Regions from separate parts of the Homo sapiens genome. Here region 1 is linked to region 2. Evidence: chromatin contacts called from ENCODE Hi-C or POLR2A ChIA-PET data. All regions are on one chromosome and are shown on one strand. The core of a region is the stretch at or near the end of the contact, and the rest is flanking DNA. Distances in the headings are between cores, read along the strand shown. Region 1 holds the start of BCL2L10 (BCL2 like 10). Region 2 overlaps LOC112268150 (a long non-coding RNA gene).

Region 1 (4,854 bases), core at 2,049-4,548, 43 kb before region 2:
TTCCACAGTGGATGAATCGATGAACAAAATATGGCGCATCCACAGAATGGAATACAAAGAAAGAAAGCGTGGACACATGCTGCAACATGGATGAACCTTGAAAATATTGTGCCAGGGGAAAGAAACCAGAGACAAAGAGCCACATGTTGTAGGATTCCATGTATATGAAAGGTCCTAATAAGCAAACTCATAAAGACAAAAAGCAGATTGGTGGTCACTTAGGGCTAGGGTGAGGAGTGACGGTTAGTGGGCACTGAGTTTCTCCGGGGGGAACTGAATTAGATGGTGGTGATTGCACAATTCTGTGAATAGACTAAAAACCACTGGACTGTAAGAGGGTGAATTTTTTGGTATATGAATTACATCTCAATAAAGCTGTTACTTAAAACGTGGAAAAAATAATAAGCAGTCACTAGCTATTCTCAATAAAACAGAAACCACATAGGTAAGACCAATATTGTCACATTTTGGTTTTGGCTGATAATGGGGCAAGTGAGCATAGTCACCGTTGCCAGAGGATTTACCATTTACAAATAAAAGTTTCTGTGGAGTGACAACCTTTTACTGTGTGCCAGGTACTGTGCTAAGCACTTTGTATATACCGATTCATGTAATCCTTGTGACAGCCCCGTGATGCCCCATTTTTAGATGGGGAGATTGAGGTTAGGAGAGTTGAATAACTTGCCCATAGCTGCACAGCTTCCAAGTTGCAGAGACAGGATTTTCACCGAGTCTTATTACAAACTGCCTCATATTGTGTGGACTGGAAATTCTATGTTGAGGTTAATTTATTCATTTGTTGTTTAGTTCTTTTCATCATTGTTGAGTTACCAATGGCAGTTCCAGAGGATTTATCATTTACCCCAAAGCTACTGCAAATCTAAGAGAAAACAATGTTCTTGCTGCTAAAGTTTAATGTACAAAAAGGTAAAATCATGACTGTCTTGCAAATAAAACATGAACATGTATCCAAGCTTTTAACTCACTGATTAATAAGGAAACCAGTAAGACGTCAAAACCAGTTCAAATGGGAATTTGATGTACAGAAATTTATATTCTAACAACACTTATTTAGTTCACTGTAAGAAATCATTTGCTTTGGCAGATTAGGCACTCAGCAGAAGCACCAGCCAGCTCAGCCTTTGGAGGGAGAATTCCATGTTGTTGGACCCATACATATCCTCTGTCCCTGCTGCCAAGAGCTCTTTGTTCATCGGCCCGTTGAGCAGACACCACAGCAGCTGCATAGAGAGGCTGGCTGACAGCCACAGAGCATGTAATTCTGTCCATCTGATTCAGGGTCTTCTCTGCAGTGGATGCCCTTTGGTGGGCATTCAGGTGAGATGCAGATATCTTCAGTCTGCCCATTCGGAGGGATTCAGCCACATATCTCTTTCCAAGATTTTCTTGTCACCAATCTTCCAGTCCTGTTCTTTTTAAGGCCCTGACCATCCAGCTAAACCATCAGCGACTGTCCATGAATCAATTTAGGTCTGTATTCTGGCCATCTCTCACTCCAGACATAGTGGACAGCCTTGAGTTTCTGCTCACTGGAAGGATTCTCCTTCACCACTGCCCTTCACAGTCACCCCTGAGTGAGTGTGAGTGAATACTGCAGCTGTTCTCTTTCATGTGGTACCAGCACATCATACAGACCCATCTATAATCCAGGCTGGAGGTTTTTCTCCCTCAGTCAACTGGACATAGGCAGCATCCCAAGAAGCCATAGTTGTAGAATGAGGGAGAGGAGGCAAAGCAACAGGAGTTGATGTTGGAAGAGTCTGAGCCGCCTGCTCATACAATTTACTTATACCTTCTGAACCTGCCTGGGCTGTTTCTAATACACCATTTCCATTTGATGATAGGTGGCTGCTGTATACATCCAATTTTATGGCTACGTAGGTCAGATGACATCCAGTTCATGATGGGAGCTCAAGCTTCATGGTCAGGCATTCTGCCTCTATCAAGGCCTAGTAGCAAGGCAGAACCTGCTTCTCAGAAGGAGAGTAGTTATCTTCAGAAGAGGTTCTAGATTTACTTTAGAATTCTAGAGGTCTGTACTCTCTCCTGTCAGTGCTTGCCAGAGGCTCCATACAGCATCCCTGTTGGACAAAGTCCCACTGGATCTGTTGGATCACAAGACCCAAGTGGTAGGGCAGCTTTACTGCAGCCTGAACCTTCTGCAGAGTCTTCTCTTATTCTGCTCCTCAATCCACCAGCCTGTCAATTGGGTTGAAATAGCACAAACACAGTATATGTTGCCTTCAAAGTCCAAAATGGCTTACTGTTCCAGGCTGTGTCCCCCAAAATTCATATGTTGAAATCCTAACCCCCAGTGTGATGGTATTCAGAGATGGGGCCTTTGGGAGGTATTAGATCACAAAGGTGGAGCCCTCACGAATGAGATTATTGTCCTTATAAAAGAGACCCCGGAAAGCTACTCCACACCTACTGCAATGTGAGGACACAGCAAGAAGCCTGTTGTCTATGAACCAGGAAGCAGGTCCTTACAAGACACAGAACCTGCCAGGGCCTCAACCTTGGACTTTTTAGCCAACAAAACTGTGAGAAATAAATGCCTTTATTTATAAGTCACCCAGTCTATGGCATTCTGCTATAGCCGCCTGGACAGACTAAGACAGCTGCCAAGTGCCGTGCCTCTTTTGTAGTGATGCAAGATGCAGCAACTCATCTTTCACCCTGGGAGGGCTATTTCAACATGCTCCAGACCCCTGAACCCCCAGAAATACCACTGCTAGTATCCATTCTGCATCAGTCTGGATCCAATCAGGAGAAAGAAGCCACGGAGTAATATGAACTGAGAAAGTTTAATATAAATATTAGATGGCCGGGCGCGGTGGCTCACGCCTATAATCCCAGCACTTTGGGAGGCAGAGGCGGGCGGATCACGAGGTCAGGAGATCGAGACCATCCCGGCTAACACGGTGAAACCCCGTTTCCACTAAACAATCCAAAAAAATTAGCCAGGTATGGTGGCGGGCGCCTGTAGTCCCAGCTACTCGGGAGGCTGAGGCAGGAGAACGGTGTGAACCTGGGAGGCGGAGCTTGCAGTGAACCAAGATCGCGCCACTGGAGCTAAATAACCCGAGTCTCACAGTGCATCTGATTGCTACGCGAACACGTGCGCACCACCAGGCCTTGCCTTGGGGACTGGAACAGGTGCAGGTGGGATTCCCATCAAAGGCTCTTCTCTCAGTCCTGAAAAACAATATACCGGGGGCCGGGGGCCGGGGGCCGGGGCGGGGCACGGCAGCCCTACCCTGGGGGAGGCGCGGCCGGGCCAAGAAAACCAGCGAAGGCCCGGCCCCCCAGCAGAGGCCGGACCATGGTTGACCAGTTGCGGGAGCGCACCACCATGGCCGACCCGCTGCGGGAGCGCACCGAGCTGTTGCTGGCCGACTACCTGGGGTACTGCGCCCGGGAACCCGGCACCCCCGAGCCGGCGCCATCCACGCCCGAGGCCGCCGTGCTGCGCTCCGCGGCCGCCAGGTTACGGCAGATTCACCGGTCCTTTTTCTCCGCCTACCTCGGCTACCCCGGGAACCGCTTCGAGCTGGTGGCGCTGATGGCGGATTCCGTGCTCTCCGACAGCCCCGGCCCCACCTGGGGCAGAGTGGTGACGCTCGTGACCTTCGCAGGGACGCTGCTGGAGAGAGGGCCGCTGGTGACCGCCCGGTGGAAGAAGTGGGGCTTCCAGCCGCGGCTAAAGGAGCAGGAGGGCGACGTCGCCCGGGACTGCCAGCGCCTGGTGGCCTTGCTGAGCTCGCGGCTCATGGGGCAGCACCGCGCCTGGCTGCAGGCTCAGGGCGGCTGGGTGAGCACGCGGCGGACACCGGGACACGGGGCGGGACGGGCAGCCGGGAAGCGCCCACGAGGCTGGCACGGTGAGGAACCCACCGCGCCAGGCCCCTGGAACGAGGTTTCGTGAAAGCAGAAAGGCTCGTTTCAGCGGGCCTGGAACGTTCGCTGTGAAGTCTGGGGTTTCTCCTCCCCTGGCAGAAAGGCCGGCAGAAATCGGCCTTCTTAGACGGCCGTGAACCGTTCCGAAGCAGCTGCGCAGGCTTAGGTCTGCTCACTTGGACCTTGCCCTGGCCTTAGCCGTCGGGGACTTTTAGGGGGGCACCCACGTTAGGTCTGAACGTTTTGCTCCTATAGAAATCCCCAACCAATGAAGTCAGCAATGGCGGGGCCCCAGCCAGGTGGGGTGTTTTTCTCCTTCGCCTATTAAATGCGCCTTTGGAGAGACTCAGACCCATTGATCACAACCCCCTACGCCTCTCAGCCTGGCCAGAGAGGTTGTGGAGTGTGGTGGTCGCCCAGTGGTGGCGCTGACCCAAGGTTCCTTAATTTCTAGTCCTCTGCACCCAGTCCTCGGTGAGAACGTTCTAGGCCCCTGGCTTTCAGCTGCAAGCCTTCATCTCTGTGGTCAAGGTTAGAGGGACAGGCCCTTGCCCTGCAGCTGATGATCAAGGAAAGCCACCTGGTGATGAGCCCACTGCATGCCTCTGGGGGCTCTGAGCTAGACCCCATTTCTTTCCCCACCACCTTATTGGCGTTGATTCAATGACTGAAGTGGCCCATGTTATCGGATACCTATAGCCAAACTATTAAAACCAGCAAGTTTTTTGATCCGAAATGTAGCCTCCTGGGGGCAGTTTCCATTTAGACCTTTTTCTTTTTTTCTTTGAGGCGGAGTCTCGCTCTGTGGCCAGGCTGGAGTGCGGTGGTGGATCCCAGCTCACTGCAACCTCTGCCTCCCGGGTTCAAGGATTCTCCTGTCTCAGCCTCCGGAGTAGCTGGGACTACAGGCGCGCCCCACCAAGCCTGGCTAAC
Region 2 (5,370 bases), core at 2,155-4,654:
TGAGACTAGCCTGAGCAATATGGTGAGACCCTGATGCTACCAAAAAAAAAAAAAAAAAAAAAAGGGACACCTGTTTTAGAAGATTACCTGGGAGTAGTGGCACACACCTGTAGTCCCAGCTACTCGGGAGGCTGAAGCAGCCAATATCACTTGAGCCCAGGAGTTCAAGGTTGCAGTGAGCTATGATCGTGCCATTATATTCCAACCTGGGTGACAGAGTGAGACCCTGATTCTAAAAAAATTAAAATTTTAAAATCAGTAAGCTGGGTGCAGTGGCTCACACCTGTAATCCCAGCACTTTGGGAGGCTGAGGTAGGCTGATCACTTGAGGTCAGGAGTTGGAGACTAGCCTGGCAAACATGGTGAAACCCCGTCTCTACTAAAAATATAAAAATTAGCCAGGCGTGATGGCACGACCCTGTAATCCCAGCTACTTGGGAGGCTGAGGCAGGAGAATCACTTAAACCCAGGAGGCAGAGGTTGCAGTGAGCTGAGATTGCTCCATTGCACTCCATCCTGGCTGACAGACTCTGTCTCAAAAAAAAGACAAGTTGGTAACATCAATGCCTGGAGGACCCCAGTAGGTCTGGCTGGAGAAGCAGTGCCCTACAGAATAATATGTCTGACAACTGACTATAAGAAAAATAAGCAGGAAGAGATAATTTATTGCCATGTGTTGCAGGTACATTTGGAGACAGCCAGCTAAAAATGATTCTCCTACCTGCCTTCCATTCCCTATCAACAAGGGTTGACTCCCAATAGCAGCAGCAATCCCTCAACATAACCCTGCCACCTGGCCATAGCTAACTAGACTAGTGGGAGGGCCAATATGATTTGCTTTCAGAGAAACCTTGAATTGGGAGAGAGAAATAGGCAGAGGGATGGACAGACAGAAGAACTCTATATAGCTGGAGGGTTACCATTTGAAGTTGAAGCTGTAAGTAACCGTCTTCTAGCCACTGTTGGGATCAGAAGCCCAGCTGGCTGAAAAAGAACAGAGCAGAGATGAGATGCAGAGTCCTGCTTGGGCTGCTGGTGCTCCCCCACCCCTGGCCTGGTTCTGGTTCTTCCTGAGATCCAGTTCTTGGGCTCCACAAATCACACTTGAATCCTGAGAAATTTACTGTTTTTGCAAAGGCTACCGTGAGGTGGTTTCTTTTGCCGCAGATCCTGAGTTAGATGTATAATCTAGGCTTGGTTCAGCTGGCAGGGCTACGAATAGCAATAGCGCAGAGGCAGTTGAAAACCAAACTGCATGGCGCTGTCTTAACTGGGTCACGAGTATGTTGTGCAATCCTAACAGGTACAGTCAACCCAGCAAGGAGAACAGGGAAGCAGTTGAGCAGCTGACTCAGGAGCAGTACAATCGTTCACCTAAACTGCACCTACACGCGACAATGCAATTAAGGATAATAAACCAGCCCAACCAGCCTTACATATTCCGAGAATTTCTAACTGCTCTTGGGATTGCAACTTGGAGCTTGCTGGTTCAGGAGAGTGACATCTAAGGAATCCCAAAGTTAGATAACCCTTTGCAAATTACACAAAGTTGGAGAACTACGAATACTATAACCCAAAAACTAATAAGCAAACCCCAGCCCTATCTACAGAGCTTCACTGTTCCAGAGCACCATCATTCCAGAGGGAATTTACAAACGAGACAGTCAGCATTAGTTTCCTTCATGCCTTCATTCAGTAAACACAGTGTGCTCACCATGTCCCACACCCTGTGTCAGGGGCTGGGGATAGAGCCAAAGTTCCTGCTTCAAGAAGCTTATATTCTAACAGGGGAAGACAATCTGTAAATAAAGATATATCACATCAGTGGTTATGTGCTGGAAGGCAAAATCAAGCGGGGCAGGGGCATATGAGTGATGGGATGCATGCTATTTTATATGCGCTGGTCAGGCACAGCCTCTGTGATAAAGTGACATTTGAGCAAAAACTTTTTTTTTTTTTTTTTTTTTTTGAGATGGAGTCTCACTCTATCGCCCAGGCTGGAGTGCAATGGCGCTATCTCTGCTCACTGCAAGCTCTGCCTCCTGGGTTCACGCCATTCTCCTGCCTCAGCATCCCGAGCAGCTGGGACTACAGGCGCCCGCCACCACGCCCAGCTAACTTTTTGGTAGAGATGGGGTTTCACCGTGTTAGCCAGGATGGTCTCGATCTCCTGACCTTGAACAAAAACTTCTAATGAGGGAGGGAGGGAGTGATGCAGCTCTCTGGGCCAAGAGCTTTCGAGGCAGCCAGAAGAACATGTAAGAAACCCTAAGGTGGGAGCAACTGTGGCCCAGTGCTGTTGAAGCCATGCAAGCGCAGGAGGGGGCAGTGGAGAGGTGCCTGTGAGCCTCGGTAAAGACATTGATATTTACCCTCAGGAGGGGGAGTCATTCAAATTTTGAGAAACTAGAGGAGTGATGTGGTTTGACTTAGGACTTACAAGGATGACTCTGCTGTACTGACCATAAACTGCATGGTGGCCAGTTAGGAGGCTATTGGCATGGTCCAGCAGACTGGGATGGTGGACTGGATCACAAGGCAGCGATAGAGATGGTGAAAAGTGGTCAGATTCTGGATATGGCCATGGGATTCACTGATGGATTGGATGTGAGTTTTCAGAGAAAGGAGTCTAAGATGACTCCAAGGCTTTTGGCTTCTAAATGAAGATGCTTGTTCTGGGGGGTGGGGTGGGGGAAGCAATTGCAGACTCATGGGCTCAGTCTAGTCTTTTGGAGTCTGAGAGCTGCTACACTTAATTTGTTTGGGCAATGGTTTGACTGGTGAGAAAGGACCAGAAGCTGGAGCCAAAAGTTGGATAGAGCTGGTGGGCACTATGGCTAGAGCAAGAAGCCATCTGTAGGTCAAGGCCAGAAGTTTAGATTGATAGGAGAATGCAATACTGAAGGCAGCGTCAAGGTCAGAATCCAGTGTTCAGTACAATTTGGGTGGCATGGGCAGTAATTCAAACAGGACAAGGGCAATGGTGATTTATTAAGTACCAGGCATCATGCTAAAAAGGCTTTGTGTACAGTATCTCATTAAATTCTTACAACTCTACGAATTAGGTATCATTAGCTCTACTTGACAAATGAGGAAAATCAAAAGGTTGAATAACCTCTACAAGGCCACAAGGCTTGTAAGCAGAAGAACAGTTTTAAGCTTTGATTTGATCTGACTCCGAAGCATGTGTGCCTAAACACTATGCAATGCTGCATGCAAGGTTCAATGTCCCAGCTGGCAGCTGAGGTTGCCTCAGAGGTTCAAGTCAGGAGGGTGTGGGATTGGTAAGTCCGGGTGGAAGCAGAGTCTAAATGTACAGACGTGGATCCAAGTTTGTGGTTTACATTGGGCATGAAGAAACAGGCTTGGACTGGACTTTGAACCAGGAGACTGGGAGCAGCATCTCAAATCTGGCACCGGCGTTCCCACTCACCCAGCTACAACAGCACTAAGACCTAATTAAGCAAGATGATGCAGAGGCTGACAATTGTAATGGAAAGTCAGTATTCTGCTTAGCTAGGTTTGTAACACTACCACTGTATTATACTAAGATAAACATGCGAATCCAGTGGAGTTTCTTTGTTAGAGCTCTGCATTATAACTGAAACAGTGCTCTAACGTGGATGATCAAACACCCTTCCCTTCTGTAAGATATTTGTTACATAGATGTTGGAATCTATGTTGAAAGAGCTCACAAAGATCCTTCTCTTCACCTGGCTTAATTAAGGAGACTGCCCTAGATCCTACAGGAAAGAGCTTAGTGAGTTTACACTGCTCTTTCAAAGGCAAACAACCCTGGAGTTCTAATACTTTTGCCTTTTCCTCTACCTGTCAACTGGTAAACGTGCACTGAACACAAAATTTCATTCTCAATCTGCTTAAAAGGCACATTTAATGCAGCCAGTTCAATAAAGATATTATAGAAATAAGATCTATAAGCAAGCACATCCTGGCAAGAGCTAATCGCTGTGCTATTATAATGGGTTAGAATTGAGTAAGACAGTGTCTGGTTCAGAAGTTGTTCCAGGTCAGTATCGAGTAATACGCATTTCTAGTTGAATAAGGAACTTAGGCTCACCAAGATCGTGACACCCAAATGACAGAGAGTCAGTGGTAAAACTGGGTCCAGAACTCAGATCTCCTGATTTCCGGTTCAATCTTCTTTCTTCTCTACTCAGAAGGTACTAGGATCTGAATGATAAACAATGCTCACATGGAGAGGCATCAGGTAAAACTGCAATTGATTAATATGCCATACATGATGAACCTACTTAGGGTAGAGCTTCTATTGATTTTTAATTCAATAGTAAACAGGTACTGAAAAGGCTGGGAGCAGGTCAGCGGTTCAGACAACGGTCCACTTGCTGACTAGATCACTAACTAAATGTGCTCTATATAAAACACACCAAAGTATCAAATGGAAAACAGTGCTTGCAAATAATTTCATAACCAATACTATGCAGGTGTCTTAACTGAGAAGCAAAGGTGATGTTTGCTTGGATTTTATTTGAAAACCCGATTTGATTCATGATCTACTTCTCCTTAGGTATGGACCCCAGTGTAATGACATAATTGGCTCAGCCTTTAAGATTTAAAGCCTCTGTTCCCAAGCTGCAGTGGCTGGAGCAATAGGAAATGAGAAACAAGGCAATCTCACATTGAAGTGGCTACTTAAGGATCCCTAAGGTGTAGTCATGATTTCCAGCCATGCAGTTGTTTGGAATTAGAAATCCTGATTCCTACTGTAAACTGAACATTGCAAAGCTGGTAGGATTAATTCAATGGAAGAAACTTGGTTTCTTGCTTGGAGGCATGTGGATGAATAAGAACTCTTGTGCATTGCTGGCAGGAATGTGAGTCAGTACAATCACTTTTGGACAGGGACATGGCATCTTCATAGACTTGAAGATATGTAGCAACTCTACTCCTATGTATCTGCCCTAAAGACACTCTTACACATGTTCACAAGAATTCTCACTGCAAAGATGTTGGTAGAAGCAAAATTTTGGAAGATGTCATTTAAGAAATACGTTGTGGTGTAGCAATTAAAACTAAAGCTATCAGGCAAATGATAAAATAGAGCAGGGGTGGCCATACTCATGTCAGAAAAAAATGCTTTACCGCCAGGCACAATGGCTCACACCTGTAATTCCAGCACATTGGGAGGCTGAGGAAGATTGCTTGAGCCCAGGGGTTCAAGACCAGCCTGGGTGACATGGGGGAGACCCTGTCTCTATAAACAAATTTTAAAAGTACTATAAAAAATGTAAAAACTAGCTGGGCATGTTGATTCATGCCTGTGGCTCCAGCTACTCAGGAGGCTGAGGCAGGATTGCCTGAGCCTGGGAAGTCAAGGTTGCAGTGAGCTAT

The links. A loop is a pair of places that touch in the nucleus more often than their neighbours do. ChIA-PET counts read pairs that join two places held with the same protein, here RNA polymerase II (POLR2A). Pooled maps may share reads with other maps.
Region 1: a pooled map shows a loop between it and region 2 (2.0-fold over the local background). The contact joins the promoter of BCL2L10 here to the enhancer-like site in region 2. A Hi-C loop is called at or near these places in 3 of 168 maps with a recorded cell type or tissue (Caco-2, GM12878 and dorsolateral prefrontal cortex) and 1 of 50 pooled maps. POLR2A ChIA-PET finds 5 or more read pairs at or near these places in 9 of 52 experiments (AG04449, GM12878, HEK293 and 6 more).

Annotation. Positions count from the first base shown.
Region 1 is chr15:52,111,219-52,116,072 of GRCh38, reverse strand. BCL2L10 (BCL2 like 10) reads left to right here and starts at 3,298. Exons shown (of 2, transcript NM_020396.4): 1 at 3,298-3,835. The coding sequence starts at 3,347. GNB5 (G protein subunit beta 5) reads left to right here. Exons shown (of 13, transcript NM_016194.4): 13 at 1-973. RefSeq lists a silencer at 3,292-3,451.
Region 2 is chr15:52,067,710-52,073,079 of GRCh38, reverse strand. All of the region lies in intron 1 of LOC112268150 (a long non-coding RNA gene), which reads left to right. Among named protein-coding and RNA genes, the nearest start is that of BCL2L10, 42 kb to the left of the region's middle. Within about 2 kb of position 3,404, at least 3 of the 41 ENCODE cell types and tissues checked have a DNase peak (open chromatin) inside an H3K27ac peak, as active enhancers do.